2 separate regions of the Mus musculus genome follow, and region 1 is linked to region 2. A link is a loop called in an ENCODE intact Hi-C map of the cell type or tissue named here. Cell type or tissue: heart. All regions are shown on one strand. Each heading gives the region's core, and the rest is flanking DNA. Links, peaks and the distances in the headings are about the cores only.

Region 1 (7,791 bases), core at 2,069-4,568, 77 kb before region 2:
AGCTGTTTCCACCACTAAATCTCCGAGAAACCGTGAATCCCCATAATATTGGTGTGTTGGCTGTCCTTGGTTGTCAACTCGACAACATCTGGAATTAACTAAAATCCAAGTGGCTGGATACGCCTGTGAGGGTTTTTGTTTTTGTTTCTTAATTAATTCATTTGAAGAGGGAAGACCCATTTTTAATATGGATCTTTTGAGGTGGAAAGACCATACCTTCTTCTGGCAGCCTATATAAAGGACATGGAAGAAGGAAGCTTACTACCTTTGCCTGCTCGTTCTCCCTCGAAATGGCAAGTCCATTCCTTCACTGGCATTAGAGCCTACTTCTTTGAGACTCTAGCAAATATTGAAGACCAACTGAGACTATTACTAGATTCTTGGACCTTCCATTAGTAGACAGCCATTTTTGGGCTAGTCTGATCACAGCCTGTAAGCCATTCTAATAAACCATATATATTTAACATAAATTTATACATAACATAAATAATGTATTATGAATATATAAAATTATATACATATATTCATTCTACAAGTTCTGCTCCTTTAGAGACCCCTGATGGATGTAACAGGAGTTCTTAGAGTTCCCTGGAATAACCAAATTGTGGGCTAACTGGCAGTCGGTCCCAATGCCTTCTGGAAAACATCCCTGAGCATGCTGTGGAAGCTCTCTGAACCTCCTGTGTAACCCATGTATCCTTACAACAATGCCATTTTGCAAATGAGCAAAATGAGGCATTAGGAAGCTCAGGCCTCATTGAGTCATGGCTCACCAGAAGCCAATGATGTGCATTAACAAACCAATGTTTTCCAGGCACATGCTATGAAATTCAATTAAAAATAATTGAAGGATTTATATAGTCATCACACCTATATTATGGGGCTCACAATTTCCAAGAGATTTTAGTGGTGGAGACAGCTTTCTCCCTGGCAGTAGGGCATGTAGCAGTGGCTCTTTACAGGGTGCAGAAGGCAGGGATTATAGACTTCAGAGAGACTTGAGTATGACCTTGAGTAAGGGAGCCTGTCCTCTGCCCGCTACCTGTTGCTAGGATTGACGTCACTGAATGGATAAATGAGAACTCTTACCACCTTTTGCTCCTTCAAATGCTTTCCCTAGAATCCAGGTAGGCTGTAATCTCTGAACCAACAGCCAGAATCACACAGAGTCATATCAGTGATATGTGACTTTGTCTGTCTGTCCACCTTGCAGAATTATCATGAGTGAGGTGACATTTGTAAAGTTACACGAGTCAGTGAGAGAAACGAAAATAAAAATTACACTGAGATCCCGCCTCACCGGGGTCAGAATGGCAACCTCCAAGAGCAAACAGCACGTGCACGAGAGCACACACACACACACACACACACACACACACACACACAGATACTGGCCAGCATTGTTTGGTAAAAGGAGAATCTCATCCATTGTGAGAGTGTAAATTTGTCCAGTAGCTAGGAAGGTTACTCCAAATACTGAACATAGACTTCCCATGTGACCCAGCATTATCTGGATATTTATCCATGGCCAGAGTCAGCACACCACGGAGATAGATGCACACGCAGCTGCTCACAGTAGGTAAGGTATGGAGACAGCCTGGATGCCCAGCAACAGAGGAATGGGTAAAGAAAATGTCTGTGGACAATGGAACTGTTTTCAGTGATGAGGAATAGTTATGTCACTTGTTAAAATGGAGGCAACTGGAGATAATCAAACTAAGTAAATTAAGCCAGTCAGAAGGACAGATGTTAGCCAGGCAGTGGTGGCCACGCCTTTAATCCCAGCACTTGGGAGGCAGAGGTAGGTGGATTTCTGAGTTCGAGGCCAGCCTGATCTACAGAGTGAGTTCCAGGACAGCCCGGGCTACACAGAGAAGCCCTGTCTGAAAAACCAAAAAAAAAAAAAAAAAAAAAAAAAAATAATAATAATAATAATAAAATAAAAAAAAATAAAGACAGATGTTGTATGTCTTCTCTCATTTGTGGATCCTAGATTTTATACATTCATAAAACCATACATATACAACGACTTGAAAGCACTGAAGCAAAACTATCCATGGAGAAACGAAGCAGGGAGGGAGGGAGGAGGGGAGAGAGGAGGGCGAGCAAGGGGAAGATGGGGAGGGAGATGATGGGGAAGAGGGGGTAAGAAAGGGGAGGGTAAGCAAGGGGGGTGGGGAAGGGGTGAGGAAGAGGAGGATGAGGAAGGGGAGGGCAAGGAGGGAGTGAGGAAAGGGAGGGTGGGGAAGGGGAGGGTAGTGAGATATAGAGACAAATAGGCTCAAAGTTCATTATATATGTACATGAAAATGGCCCTGTATAATCCAGTATAGTAAAAAAAAAATTAAATGTAAAACCCAATGCTCATTTTGAGTATGGTGGTGTTCACCTTTAATCCCAGCACGTGGGAGGCAGAGGAAAGGTGGATTTCTGTGAGTCTGAGGCCAGTCTGCTCTATGAAGTGTGATCCTGCCCCCACCAAATGCTACCTAGGCCATAAGGAGTTGCTGATGAGTGACATAATTGCCATGTGCTTGGCTGGGCCTAAATTAGGGGCTTTGGACACAGATGAGTGTGAGTCTGCGCCCTGAGAAGGCACAGGCAAGCGTATGACTCTGTCTCCTTGTTCTGATGTGAGCCCAGGAGGAAACTTTTAAAACCATCTTTAGCCACTGACACCATTATGTCATCCAACTTCTCGGTTAGCATTTGATTAACGTCCTCAGGGCACGAGGGGCGCCAGCACACAGCCTTGTCTCAGGGACAACTTTCTTATACTTAGTCATGAAATTATTTTTGTCCCGAAGCTCAAAGACACAGTTTTAAGAGAAGCAGGTTCTGACTGGAGGAGGACGCTCAGGGAAAGGAGCAGGGTCTGAGATCTGATTGGAAGAGGGGACAAGGAGCAGCGGCTGCGATCGGCTCCAAATGGGGTCACATCATGGCTCTACCACACACTGGCTATTTGACTTTGGTGAAATTACACAATGGTCCTGAGTTTCAATTTCCTGGCCAGAAAAGTGGTGGGTAATTCTCATTTTCTAAGATTGTAATGAGGGGACTCTCGGAGGGGGCATGCAATCATTCCGTCCTCTCCATGCCCTGTGGTACCACAGCAAGCCTCAAGCTTGTTAATTTCATCCTCAGCGGAAGCCCGAATCCCTACTCCTGCCTACACAGACAGATGTGAGTCACCCATCTACAAAGGCTGGGATCCTGCCAGAGACAAAGTTTGGTCTGTAAAGTCACAGGCTTCCCTTCTCACAGAAACCAGATAAATAACCATAGGCTGGGTAGGAGGAGAAGAGAGTGGAGCCGGAACTCACCACCAACGGCAGAAACGGGGGAGAAGTGGGAAGTGGGGAGAGAGGAAGCAGGCAGGCTGGAGGGAGCAGGAACTAGAAAGGAGAACCACCACAATGACCAGCCTCCTTTGCGTGGCTGTCTGCAATAGATAGATGGTCCACTGCCCACAACGTTCTGAGGCTCCTGGGCATCTGACTTGGAATGAGCTCTTTGGCTCCTGGGGTTTATTTAGGCCAATGCCGCCTATTTCGTTCTTCATGTAGCATGCCTCTTGTGAGCCTCGAAGCAGAAGATAAAGAGACACGGCCTCCTCCAGGAGTCATGGTGCTCTGAAGGAAAAGAACTCAGCTCTTGCCGACCTGAGACCAGGCACACACAGTCAGGCTTTGCGGTTGGGTTGGCATGGTCTCGAGTACCACGTGACTTCCTTGTTAGGCGCAGCTCCTACTGGAAATACTAAGGATATGGGACTCTGTTTCTAAGTCAAATTGGAGTCTAAGCCTCCATTCTGACTAGGAACTGTATGGTCGATGTAAAAAGCCACCTTCCAAAGATGACACGAAATGTTGTGATCACATGCACGGTTCAGATTTAGTTGTCCTCGCGGCTTATAATTAGACCTTGTTGTCAGGAAGAAAAAAAAAACCTGAAAGCAGCTGTATTTCACTGCTGTTCAGATCTGTGACTGACCCAGTTCTTTTAAATTAAAAACGTGGTGCTGGTGTTTGTCACGTCTTTGCACCTTGCTCACATCTTCTAAGTGCCGGCAGTGTTCTCTGAACTGTGGGTGTGGAGGGGGAGGTGCCTGGTGAGGGCTGTGGACTCGCCTCAGGTAGACTCTGGCAACAGTGCTTCATCTGAACTTTACCTCCATGACTGCAAAGGAGAGGGCAGAGTAGATTCTTAAAGGTTAGTCTTAAGTGTGATGGATCTGCGGTATCCTAGGGTTTTATGCTGGTGAAGAGAAACCATGACCACAGCAACTCTTATAAAGGAAAACAGTTAATTGGGGTTGGCTTATACTTCAGAGGCTTAGTCCATTACTGTCGTGGTGGGAGGCATGGTGGCATGCAGGCAGACATAGTGCTAGAGAAGTAGTTGAGCATTCTACATCTGGATCTGCAGGCAACAGGGAGACAGTGAGCCACCAGGCTCGAATTGAGCTTCTGAAACCTCAAAGCCCACCCCGCAGTGACACACTTCCTCCAATAAGGCCACACCCACTCCAATAAGGCCTTAAGAGTCTATGGGGGCCATTTTTACTCAAACCACCACATGGGACCAGAGAGATGACTCAGTGGGTAAAGGCATTTGGCACCGAGTCTAGAATGCCAAGATATGAACTCAATTCCCAGAACCTACATGATGAATGGAGAAAAGTTGTCTTCTAACCTCCATATGTGCCCCAATCCACCTGAAAAATAAATATTAAAAATTTTTAACATGCTAGCTCTGGGGCCGAGGCTACAGCTCAGTTGGTAATTACTCAGAGGTAGGCAGCATTCACAAATTGAGCAGGTTAGAGCGGCAGCTGTCCTCTTCCTTGCAGTTCAGAGGAAGCTCTGCCTCTGGAGTTTTCCTGAGGCGGGGCCCCTGCCTTCACCAGGGCCCTCCTCCTCCACACCCACAGTTCAGAGAACACTGCCGGCACTCTGGCACTCAGAAGAGTGTGAGCAAGGGCACACTTATAACCTCAGCGCCAGAGAGGTAGAGGCAGAGGACCAGGATTTCAAGGTCATCCTCTGAAAGCAAGTTGGAAGCCAGCCTGGGATGTATGTGATGCTGTCCACCACCCCCGCTCCCCCCCCCCCCCCAAAAAAAAAAGAATCTTAACCAGGCATGGTGATGAAAGTCCAGAATCGTAGCACTCAGGAGCCAGGAGCAAGATTGTTCCAAACTTGAAACCAGCTTGGTTTTCGTATTGAGACCATGTCTCAGTGCTCATCTCTCCTCTGGGACAAAAAGGCAGCTTATTTGGAGGCAAATTGTTATGGAATTTGTTATGGCGTCTTCATGGCAGAGGTGAGCCATAGCCTCCACCCTCAGACGTCCTGCCTCCCACTGCCCATATTCCTGTGGTGCTTGGTACCATAGGGCACACTCTGATTGGTCCTAAGTTGGCATCAATAGCTTTGTACCATCTTGCTGGTTCTGTTAGTATGGTGGGCAGTGTAATGGTCACTGTTACCAACCTGGAGGGACTGGTGGTAACTATATGTGATAGTTACTGTGAACCATACCACACATCTAACTCAGCCAGGCTCGTTGGCTCATGCCTGGAATCCCAGCACTCAGGAGGGTTAGGCAGGATTAGCATTGTGAGTTAGAGGCCAGCATGGGACTGCACAGTAGAGAATCTAAGGACAGCCTGGGCTACAGAGTGAGGAAACAGGAAAAGAGGAAACAACAGTTCTGTATCCTCTATGCCTAAGTCTTTATCTATATTTAATCTCCAGCTCTATCAAAATTCAAGGTATCCTCAACTCAACTTCCCCTTGGCAGGGCCCTCGAAAATCTGTAGTCATCTCTGTGCCATCTACATGCAGAATTGTCTCGGTGGAAATCAAAAGTGATCTTAATTGATTGTGATGAAACGGTTTTACCTTTGCAAGATTTCAGGGACATATGTGGGAACATATGGCTGTGTAGCCTCAGTGGTGCAGCTCTTCCAGGTCCAGGAAGAGGCCTGTGCCAGGCCAGCAAGCTTCCTTCAGTCAAAAATGGGGGGAGGCGTCAGACTGCAGGCCCCCAGGTAAGCCTGTAAAATCAGGACAAGAACAGAACAGAGACAGCTTCGAGCACATGACGTCACAGGCAGTGAGATTATGCCGGCAGCTGTCAGAGTCGCTGTTCTCCTTAAAGTGTTCTAAACAAACTTGTTCTCTTCAGGAGAGCCAAGTGTGTGTGTGTGTGTGTGTGTGTGTGTGTGTGTGTGTGTGTGAGAGAGAGAGAGAGAGAGAGAGAGAGAGAGACAGAGACAGAGAGATAGAGAGAGACAGAGACAGAGAGATAGAGAGAGACAGAGACAGAGACAGAGACAGAGAGACAGAGAGAGAGACAGACAGAGACAGAGAGACAGAGACAGAGACACAGAACAGACAACAGACTGGGTTATATAGTGAGTTCTAGTTAGCTTGAGCTACAAAGAGAGATGATGTCTCCCAAAAACTATAATAACACATGATAATGATAATAATAATAGTAAATACAGATGGTGTCCAATTTACAACAATTTTAGTTTTTCAGCTTCTTGATGGTGTTTAAGCAAACCACCACCAGAAACTTTACACTTCAGATTTTGAGTTTTGATCTCTCCCAGGAGAGCAGAATGCCAGGCCATTCCCACCATGAGATCTTGAAGGTAAACAATTGCTGTTTCATAGTTCCTATTTTCTCAGCAGTTTTGAAGTATGGGTATTCAATAAATGACTTGAGACATTCAACTCTTTATTATAAAACAGAAAATAGGCCTTGTGTCTGGTGATTGTGCCCAGCTGTAGCTTATGAGAGTTCGAAGCGTGTTGGAGGTAGGCAAAGCTGAGCTGCAGTGCTGGGTAGGGTAGTGGTATCCAGTGTCTTTTGCACATAGGAGAGTCCCAGTGGGTTTATTGAGATGTCACCATTGTAACCAGTGAGCATCTGCAAGACTCATAGAGCTGTTGGGACAGGGCCGCACATAGAAAGCAGGCTGTTGTCCTTCCTCCCAGTACACTGCTTATCCAGTCTCAGGTGCTGATGACTCTAACATTTAGCAGGTGTCTAGGTCACTCTTTTCGGAAGGGTCTTTGGAACAAGTAAGAATGTCTTACCAGTCTGGGGCTGCTCAGCCTGACCTTATCTCAAAGGAACAAAACTAACTACTGGGGTGTGGTTATCATTCTGTCTAAGCTCCACCCCACAGTTACCTGGCAATAGCCAGGTAGGCCTGGCCCACTATAAAAGGGGCTGCTTGCCCCCTCCCTCCTCTCTTGCCTCTCCCTCTTGCTCCCCTCCCCCACCCCTGTTCCCTTTCCCCTTCTCTTCACGTGGTCATGGTCGGCCTCTACTTCTTTACTCTCTCCCTCTCTCTGCCTTTCTCTGTCTCTACTACCCTCTTAACTTCCCTCTCCATGCCTTCAATAAACTCTATTCTATACCATACTGTCTCTCGTGGTCCCTCAGTGGGAAGGGATGCCTCAGCATGGGCCCACTGAGGCACCCCTCCCCCTATACTTCATCACACCCCCATAGAACATATTCTTATACCTCTTTATCTTTTTATAAACACACCAGGTGCGGGATGTAGCTAAGAACACGTACATGTAGCTGAACATTTGTCCAGCATGTGTGAGGTGCTGGAGTCCATTTGCTGCAAAGGCAAGCAAGCAAGCAAGCCAGCCAACAGAATCACTCTGTGGTCCACAGGTCCTGGCTGGAAGTTACAGGCTGTCTTAGAAGGTAAAGGGGTGGTGCCAAGCAACTCCAGCAAGTCATCCTCTGACCTCC
Region 2 (7,791 bases), core at 3,184-5,683:
ACCTGTGTAGTAGTTTAAATGAAAATGGCCTCAGTAGACTCCCAGGGAGTGGCACTATCAGGAAGCATGGTGGTGTTGGAATAGGTTTTGCCTTTTTGGAGGAAGTGTGTCACTAGGGACAGGCTTACAGTACCTCTTGCCTCCACCTCTTCAGTATATCCTATGAGGATGCTCTACCATAAGGCTTGGTGCTTCTTGTCTGCTATGTAATGTGACTAGTCCCTGAGATGTGATCAGCTGTAAGCTCTGGCAACCAGGGCTGGAGCCCTACCTTCCATGCCTCCTGCATCTTGAAAAAATCCTTCCTGCTTTAAGTTGCTTCTTGTCAGGTATTTGGTGGCAGCAATGAGAGCAGTAACTAACACACTAACTGAGAGAGTAGGAATGCCATTTATTGTGGAGGGAGATAACTGAAAGAGGAAGAGACTTTGGACCTGATGACAGTTTTGTCTCCAGTCTTAACAATTATTAGCTGACAGAGAGTAAGAGCCAGGTCTTGTGATCTTTGTATATATAGCACTGTATCTGGTGTGTAGAACATATTCTTGAATGGTGACTGGATGTGAGATTATTTATTATTTCCATGAAACATTGGACTATTTCCTAAACAGTGTCATGCTCTTCTTTTTGGGCTTTATATGTAATGTCAGTACCTTTGTCTATGAAATTCTACCTTTTCATTAAGGTAGAATTTCATAGACAAATATTGGGAGGTCAGCTTTCCTCTACTCTCACATATCTGAGATAGTTTCTAAAGAGAAAAGTTTATCTTGGTTTATAGTTTTGAGGTTTTGTTTCTTTTGGGCCTGTGGTGAGGCAGCACATTATGTCAGGGAGTGCATTGTGGATCATAGACATTCCCCTCATGACTAGGAAGCATAATTGAGGAAGAAGAATGGGCTGGATCCCAATCATCTCCTTCAAGAGCACATCTCTCATGCTATCAAAATCTCCTACAATGCCCTAACTGTTAAAGGTCCTACCATTTTCCAACGGCACCAAGCTGGGGACCAGGCGTTTAACACATGGGCCTTTGGATAAATTCTAGATCCAAACTGTGATAAGCCCTCTACCTCCCTTTCCCTTTTACCGCCTGCCTGCCTGCCTGCCTGCCTGCCTGCCTGCCTGCCTGCCTGTATATTTTTGTAGTGTAAATGTGTCATGGCATGAGAGTCAGGACAGTTTTGTGGAGTCAGTTCTCTTTTCCCACCTTTTTGTGGATTCTGGGAATTGAACTTAGGTTGTCAGGCTTTTCTGCAGCCAATGTTTTTAACCCACCTAGCCATTTCACTGGTCCTAGAATATTGCCAGTGTAATGTCAGCTCATTAGTTGGTGGATCTCCACTCTCCACCCCCAACCCCGAGCCTGGGATTGAACCTAGGACCTTGTGCATTTTAGTCAGGTGTTCCACTGAGCTACACTCCCCAGCTGCTTTCCCTTCCTTCCTTCCTTCCTTCCTTCCTTCCTTCCTTCCTTCCATCCATCCATCCATCTATCTGTCTTTGTTTTGATTAGATTTGTTTTCTTTTTTATTCCCCCCACCCCCCCCCCTTTTTTTTTTGAGACAGGGTTTCTCTGTGTAGCCCTGGCTGTCCTGGAACTCACTCTGTAGACCAGGCTGGCCTCGAACTCAGAAACCTGCCTGCCTCTGCCTCCCAAGTGCTGGAATTAAAGGCGTGCACCACCACCACCCTGCTAGGTTTGTTTTCTTATTGCTGAATTTTAAGACTTCTTTGTGTATTTTGAATACAAATCCTTTATGTTCTTTATGTGCATAAAGCACAATCTGTACATGTACTTTGCAAATGCTTTTTCGTCATCGGTGTCTTCTCTTTTCATTTCTTAACATTGTCTTTTGAAGAACAGTTTTATGTTTTAATCAAATTCAACTTGTCTAGGTTTTCTTAAATGAATTGTCTTTGATAATGGCATCTAAAAGGCTATTGCAAAATCAAGGTCATCCAGATTTCTCCTGCATTGTCTTACAGACATTTTATAGTCTTGAAATTTAGATCTATGGTCCATTTTGAGTGTGTGTGTAGCTTATAAAGTCTATGTCTAGGTTCTTTCCTTCTTTTCTGTCACTAATACTATATAAATCAGAATGAAGAACAGAGTATGAAGTATGACCATTTTAAAACCAATTTAGAACTGAGTAATGGTATGGAACTATAATTCCAGTACTCAGGAAGCTGAGATAGAATTATCAGGAGTTCCGGGTTCTCCTAGGGTCCATAAGTAAATTCTAGACAAGCCTGGGTTGACACACTGTTTCACAAAACTAAACCAAATTAAACAACAACAACAAAAAAACAAACGTAGCAACAACAACAACAACAACAAAGAGATCATAAGAGGGAGGTTAGATTTCCTGGAACTGGAGTTACAAATGATTTTGAGCCACCATGTACGTGCTTGGGACTGAACCCAGCCAGGCAACAAGTGCTATAGTGCTGAACCATCTCTCGAGCATTCTGTCTGCCTACCTACCTGCCTGTCTGTCTGTCTGACACTCTCTCTCTCTCTCTCTCTCTCTCTCTCTCTCTCTCTCTCTCTCTCTCGTGTGTGTGTGTGTGTGTGTGTGTGTGTGTGTGTGTGTGAGTGAGGGGGTGGAAGATGGAGAATGGGAATGAATCATGTGTCACGGTGTGCATGTGAAAACAGAGAAAAACATGTAGGAAGGAGGAGTTGGTTCTCCCTACCCTGTGTCACAAAGATGGAACTAAGGTCAGCAGTCTTGGCAGCTTGGCAGTTCTTTTACCTACTGTCCCACCTTGCTGGGCCCAGTTTTTTTGTTTTGTTTTGTTCTCAAATGTAGAAATTCATGTCTCCTTTTCCAAATACTGTAAGTATTCAGGGCTTAGGAAGGGTAAATAATAAAAGAGCTGAGTTCTTTTTATATAGAGTTCTTCCTCTGCATTAGACTAATTTGGGCCAATGAGTGGTAGTGCAGACATTTGTCAGGAAAGATGGCTGCATGTTGTATAAGTCAGGCTTCATGGTGGTCACCGACTCTTTGGTGACCAACAGTTAGTTATCTGTTGTAAACAAAACAGAAATAAATAGGAGGACTAAAAAGAAACATAGGCTTAAGATTCAGTCGGCAGTACATACATGGTTACGTCATTTGCTGGTTGTATAACCCTGGAGCAGTCACTGTGCTTTCTCATCCATTGCTTCCTGTCTTACACCTGCTCTGCTGGGCTGCTTTCCAGCAGCATCTTCAGCATGTGTTACTTACTGTCATCTTAGACGTTTGTTTAAGTTAGTACAGTTTCTGCTTTCCGATGCCTGAAGCTCTAAAAAACTCTTTAACTGTGTACTTGCCCATACTTCTTTCCATTGATCAAGGATCTTTTAAAACATCAATTGTTGTTATCCTGTTTTTTCCCAGAACCCTTAGAGCAGAATCTAAACTTCTGAGCCTGTGAGATGGCTCAGTGCATAAAGATTTCTGGCACTAAGCCAGACAACCCAAGTTTGAACCTTAGGACACATGTGGTAGAAGTAGAAAATTGATTCTCATGAGTTATCCTCTGATCTCTACATGCATACCATGGTATATATGTGCCACCTACCCTCACCCCATAACAAATAATTAAAACCCTCTAAACTCATTAGTTATGGCCTGGAAGAGATAACTGCATAACTTGATTCCAGTCATGCGCCTCAAGGGCAAGGGATGAGTTGGGTGAGTGTAGTGAGTGATGATGGGAGATACTGACTTCTGGGTGTACAGGAAATATGTGAAGGTACATTTTTTAACATTTCAGTCTTAAGGAAGCACCGTTTATTGGGATGGGGAAGACCAGAGTTGTTTCTTTAATGTGTCATCCAGCTCCAAGTTCTATTGTAGTGACTGGTATCTGACAAGTGCTAAAGAAATTCTGAGAGTGGTGTAGGGCCTACTTCATAACTCTGTGAAATAGACATAGGTTTGTAAAGTGTGGGGACACATAGTAAATAGCCCTTAACAAATAGTAGCTGTTGCTGAACTTTCTCTGTTCAAAGGAGGTGGTTGGTATAGGGACCACCTTATTATCTTTCATGGGACACATTTTAGAGAGTCAGCAGAAAAGAATAATTTCCCCCTCTCCATTCTAGTCTGAATGAATCTTGAATCTAATTTGAGTAGGTCTTGATTCCGGGGTTCAAGAGGACTCCCACAGGCTCTAGAACAGCTGTTCTCAGCTTATAGGTCCAGATCCCTTGAGGGGTTGTTGAACTACCCTTTCACAGGGGTCACCTAAGACCATTGGAAATGTCAGATATTTACATTACAATTCATAGCAGTAGCAAAATTACAGAATTACAAAATTATGAAATAGCAACAAAATTAATTTTATGATTGGGGGTCACCACAATGTGAGGAACTATATTAAAGAATCGCAGTGTTAGGAAGGTTGAGAACTACTGCTCTAAAAAGCCTGTCTGGTACCTCTTGTTGGAGCCTGGGTTGGGAGAACAGCAGAGACAATCAGAACATTGGTTATGTATTTGTTTCCCGCCCCTCAGCGCCTCTTCAGAAAAAAAGGGGCGGGGGCAGCGCTCTCCCCGCCTCCTTTCCTTCCTTTCTCTGTTCCTCCCTCCCTCCCCGCCCCTTCACTAAGCCTCTGTGTCTTTGCTGCCGCCCTACGTGGGCCTGAGTGTGCTGCGCCTTGGGAGCTGGGTGGCTGCGCTGCGGCGCTTAGCCGAATCCAGCCTGTCAGGCTGGTTCAGCCCGGGCTTTGTCCCAACTGCTGAGCAGGGAGAGGTGCGGCTCTGCGACAGATACACAAGATCATCAGAGATGCTGGGCCCCGGACCCACCGCCAGGTAATGCTGGCTTTCCCTGGGCCTGGCATAGCTAGACTGAGAGCTGGGGTAGAAGGAGCGGGTGTCTTTCTGCCTTCCGGGGAAGGGAATGGGGAGAACATTACATTTCACTTATATTAAGGGATTCTTAATAAGGAAAGGGCCTGGTGGTGTAACATTGAGATAAGCCCCTCAGGGCTAGGCCTGTGCTGGAATAAGGCATCTGGCTAGGGAAGGTTATGAAGGGGAAGCTGGATTTTTTGGGGAACTGCATGCCTCAGGGGCCCCACTCCTTTGTAAGCATGCTTCTGCATGGTGGCCAGGGTGATGCTTTTCTGTGCCTTGGTTTAGCTGCGGTTTTCCTGGGACCCGGAATACTGTTCTCTGGTTGGAGATGTAGTGAAGATAGGAGACCCCTGCAGCTGTTCCTGGTCAGGCAGTCTCTATGAGCCTTAATTTCCTTATTTGAAGAGAAGGGCTTAGCATTCTGTAACTGTGCCTTTCCTAGGCTGTAAAATTTACCTTGGAAAGGTGAGCTAGGTAGAGACAGAGGAGCCAGCCTTCCATATGCATCTTGCCGGTCTGTTTAGAACCAGTGACTTCATAAAGTGCTAATGCTTCTGTTGGGGCTAAGAGTAGATATGTTGAGTGTGGGGTGTGGGGTTGAGAAGAAACAGGTGAACGCATGCTAATTTTTTTTCCTGAACTGGCCAATTCTTTGATACTTAGATCACTGCTATAAACTAGGCTGTCTTCTCTGGTGCACTGTTATTGATCTGCTAAGTAAATAACAGACCTTGACACTATGTAATATCTTAATCACTGTAATTCCTTCCTTTATTATCTGGCACCAAGAAATACAAATACTAACCTATGCTGATTATTTTGGACCTTTCTCATCTTGGTTACAGAGGAGCTATGCATTCCCTCTGGGAAGCCTTCCTGCTCTTCCTTTCTTCCTCCTCTTCCTGCTGGTCGGCTTTCCTTGCCTGCCCCTCACCTGTTTTCTGATCTCACCAGTTTCCTTTCTTCCTTTCCTTGTCTTCACGCTTTCCACTTCTTGTCTCTTTTCCTTCCATAACCATGGTTTCTTTTTTCTGTTTTCCTTTTTCATTTCTTCCCTGGGTCCTCTTCTTCTTGGTTAGGCTCTCTTCTCTTTTCCTTTTAGAATCTTTTATTGTGCTTTCTCATTGGTAGTAAGTTGCTGACTTGGAGGGACCTTTGCTGTGATGTTTGTAAGGTCCAAACATTCTAGCTTCCTTGTTTTGGACCTAAGCTCTGTTTTCCTTATGTGTCAGGCTGTCTCCTTACTGCCCTCAAGCTGTGTTTTGAGGCTTCCTAATAAGTAGTTATTTTTCCTGGGTTTATTCCCCATCCTTTTCCTTGAGAACCAAGGCAGAATGTGGGCAGAAGGAAAAAATCATGGTAGGAAGTCAGGAGCTTGAAGGCTCGAGCTGGAGAACAAGTACAAATACAGCTAGCTAGGAGACCTTCCTGAGAGCCCCTCACTGAGATGAGGGCTGGGAGATAGCCAGTTTCCAGGGGCACAGTGGGATGAAGAGAAGAAGGGGGAGTCTTGGGGCAAGAGTGTTCTTTAGGAAGAAGAGGGTGGCGTTGGCATCAAGATGGGGGTTATTAGGGGGTAAGGGTAGCTGTAGAGGGAACGATTTATAGGCTATGTAAAAGATGTGTAGCCATATAGGTTCATTGTTTTCCCTCCTGATGGTAGGCTCTCTGAAGAGGATTATTTTTGCTCTGCATCTTTCTCCCCCCCCCCCACCCCCCCGCCCTCTCCCGCCCCGTAGTGTCCTAAAGTGAGAGAGTCAGAGGGGAAACAGAGATGAGACTGACAGGGTTATTGTTTCATTGACACTCACTAACTAATATATGCAATGTGTGTGCATGTGTGTATGCATATATACACACACACATACAAGATATCAATTTGGTATCCATCATTAACTGTTCTCTCTGGTTGGTGAGAACATTTGCCACCAAGCATGATGAGATCTGAGTTCTATTCCCATGTTTTATATGGTAGGAGAGACTAATTCCTACGAGATGTCTGGATATGTGAGCTATGGTATGGTCTCACCACTATCCCAACGCACACATGTATAAATAGATGTAATTTTAAAAATAAACATTCTCTCAGTCACCTGTAGTATATTAGTTATGGTGCTGGTTGCTGAGTACTGTTGGTTTTTAAAGGAGGTATTTAGATTCATTTGCTGTGTTCAGATGCAGGTCTAGGGGTGGACCCTCATGTGTAGTGTAGAGGGGAGCACAGGGAGCTATGATAATGTAGTGGAGGAAGACTAAGGTTCAACAAATCAGTGCCAGGGCTGCACTGTAAACTCAAGTCTTCTTTAATTGTGATACACATTTACTTAGACTATGTTATCTTGTGACATTAGGTGCATGTTGTATATAAAGAATTTTCTTGTTTTTTTTTTTCTGTCTTTGGGAATAAAATGTAGATATTAATGAAATAGAAAACAAATTTACATGTGGTAGGTTATTACGCCCTGGCCAAACAAATTCTCAGAAGGAAGCAGACTTTGTCCCTGTTTTTTTCTGGCTGCAGGCCATTTAGGTGACTCACTGCTGAGCACCCTCTCTGAGTTATTTGATCCCTTTCTCTTCCCTGCTCTCTTATATTCAATTTCGGGCACAAGATAGAGAGAGTCCAGAGACCAGATAGGCTAGGTGTTTACTTCACAGACTTCTGTAAGATAAGAATGTAACACCCTGTAGGGCTGGTAGGAACCAGTGAGGCAATGGATGCATGAACACACTTTGTGCAGTGATCCACTCATATTCTTGTTATTCTGGATGCATTCCTAAAACACCTAAGAAGATGCTTAGATGCTGTAGCCCAGAAGCCCAAAGATGCAACTGAGAAATCTAAATTATTTCTCAATTCTTGAGGAATAAAAGAAAAAGAGGGAATATATAGAAAAAGCTTTTAGGATTGGTAGTCCAGCTTCATGCTC

The links. Hi-C counts contacts between places; a loop is a spot of excess contacts. Peaks named below come from ENCODE experiments on the same cell type or tissue, not always from the same donor. Only the 100,000 strongest peaks of a DNase experiment are listed, where the experiment ranks them.
Region 1: a loop joins it to region 2, with 2.1 times the contacts of the local background. A loop is called at or near these places in 13 of 42 quality-filtered maps.

The regions. Positions count from the first base shown.
Region 1 is chr7:97,762,043-97,769,833 of GRCm38, forward strand. It overlaps Gm39050 (a long non-coding RNA gene), which reads right to left. Exons shown (of 3, transcript XR_869802.2): 2 at 5,910-6,064. Among named protein-coding and RNA genes, the nearest start is that of Aqp11, 28 kb to the left of the region's middle. In heart, for the core only: no CTCF peak of the experiment used is centred there; a DNase peak (open chromatin) is centred at 3,329.
Region 2 is chr7:97,838,326-97,846,116 of GRCm38, forward strand. Pak1 (p21 (RAC1) activated kinase 1) reads left to right here and starts at 4,614. Exons shown (of 15, transcript NM_011035.2): 1 at 4,614-4,816. In heart, for the core only: no CTCF peak of the experiment used is centred there; a DNase peak (open chromatin) is centred at 4,696; H3K4me3 peaks cover 978 bases; H3K27ac peaks cover 716 bases.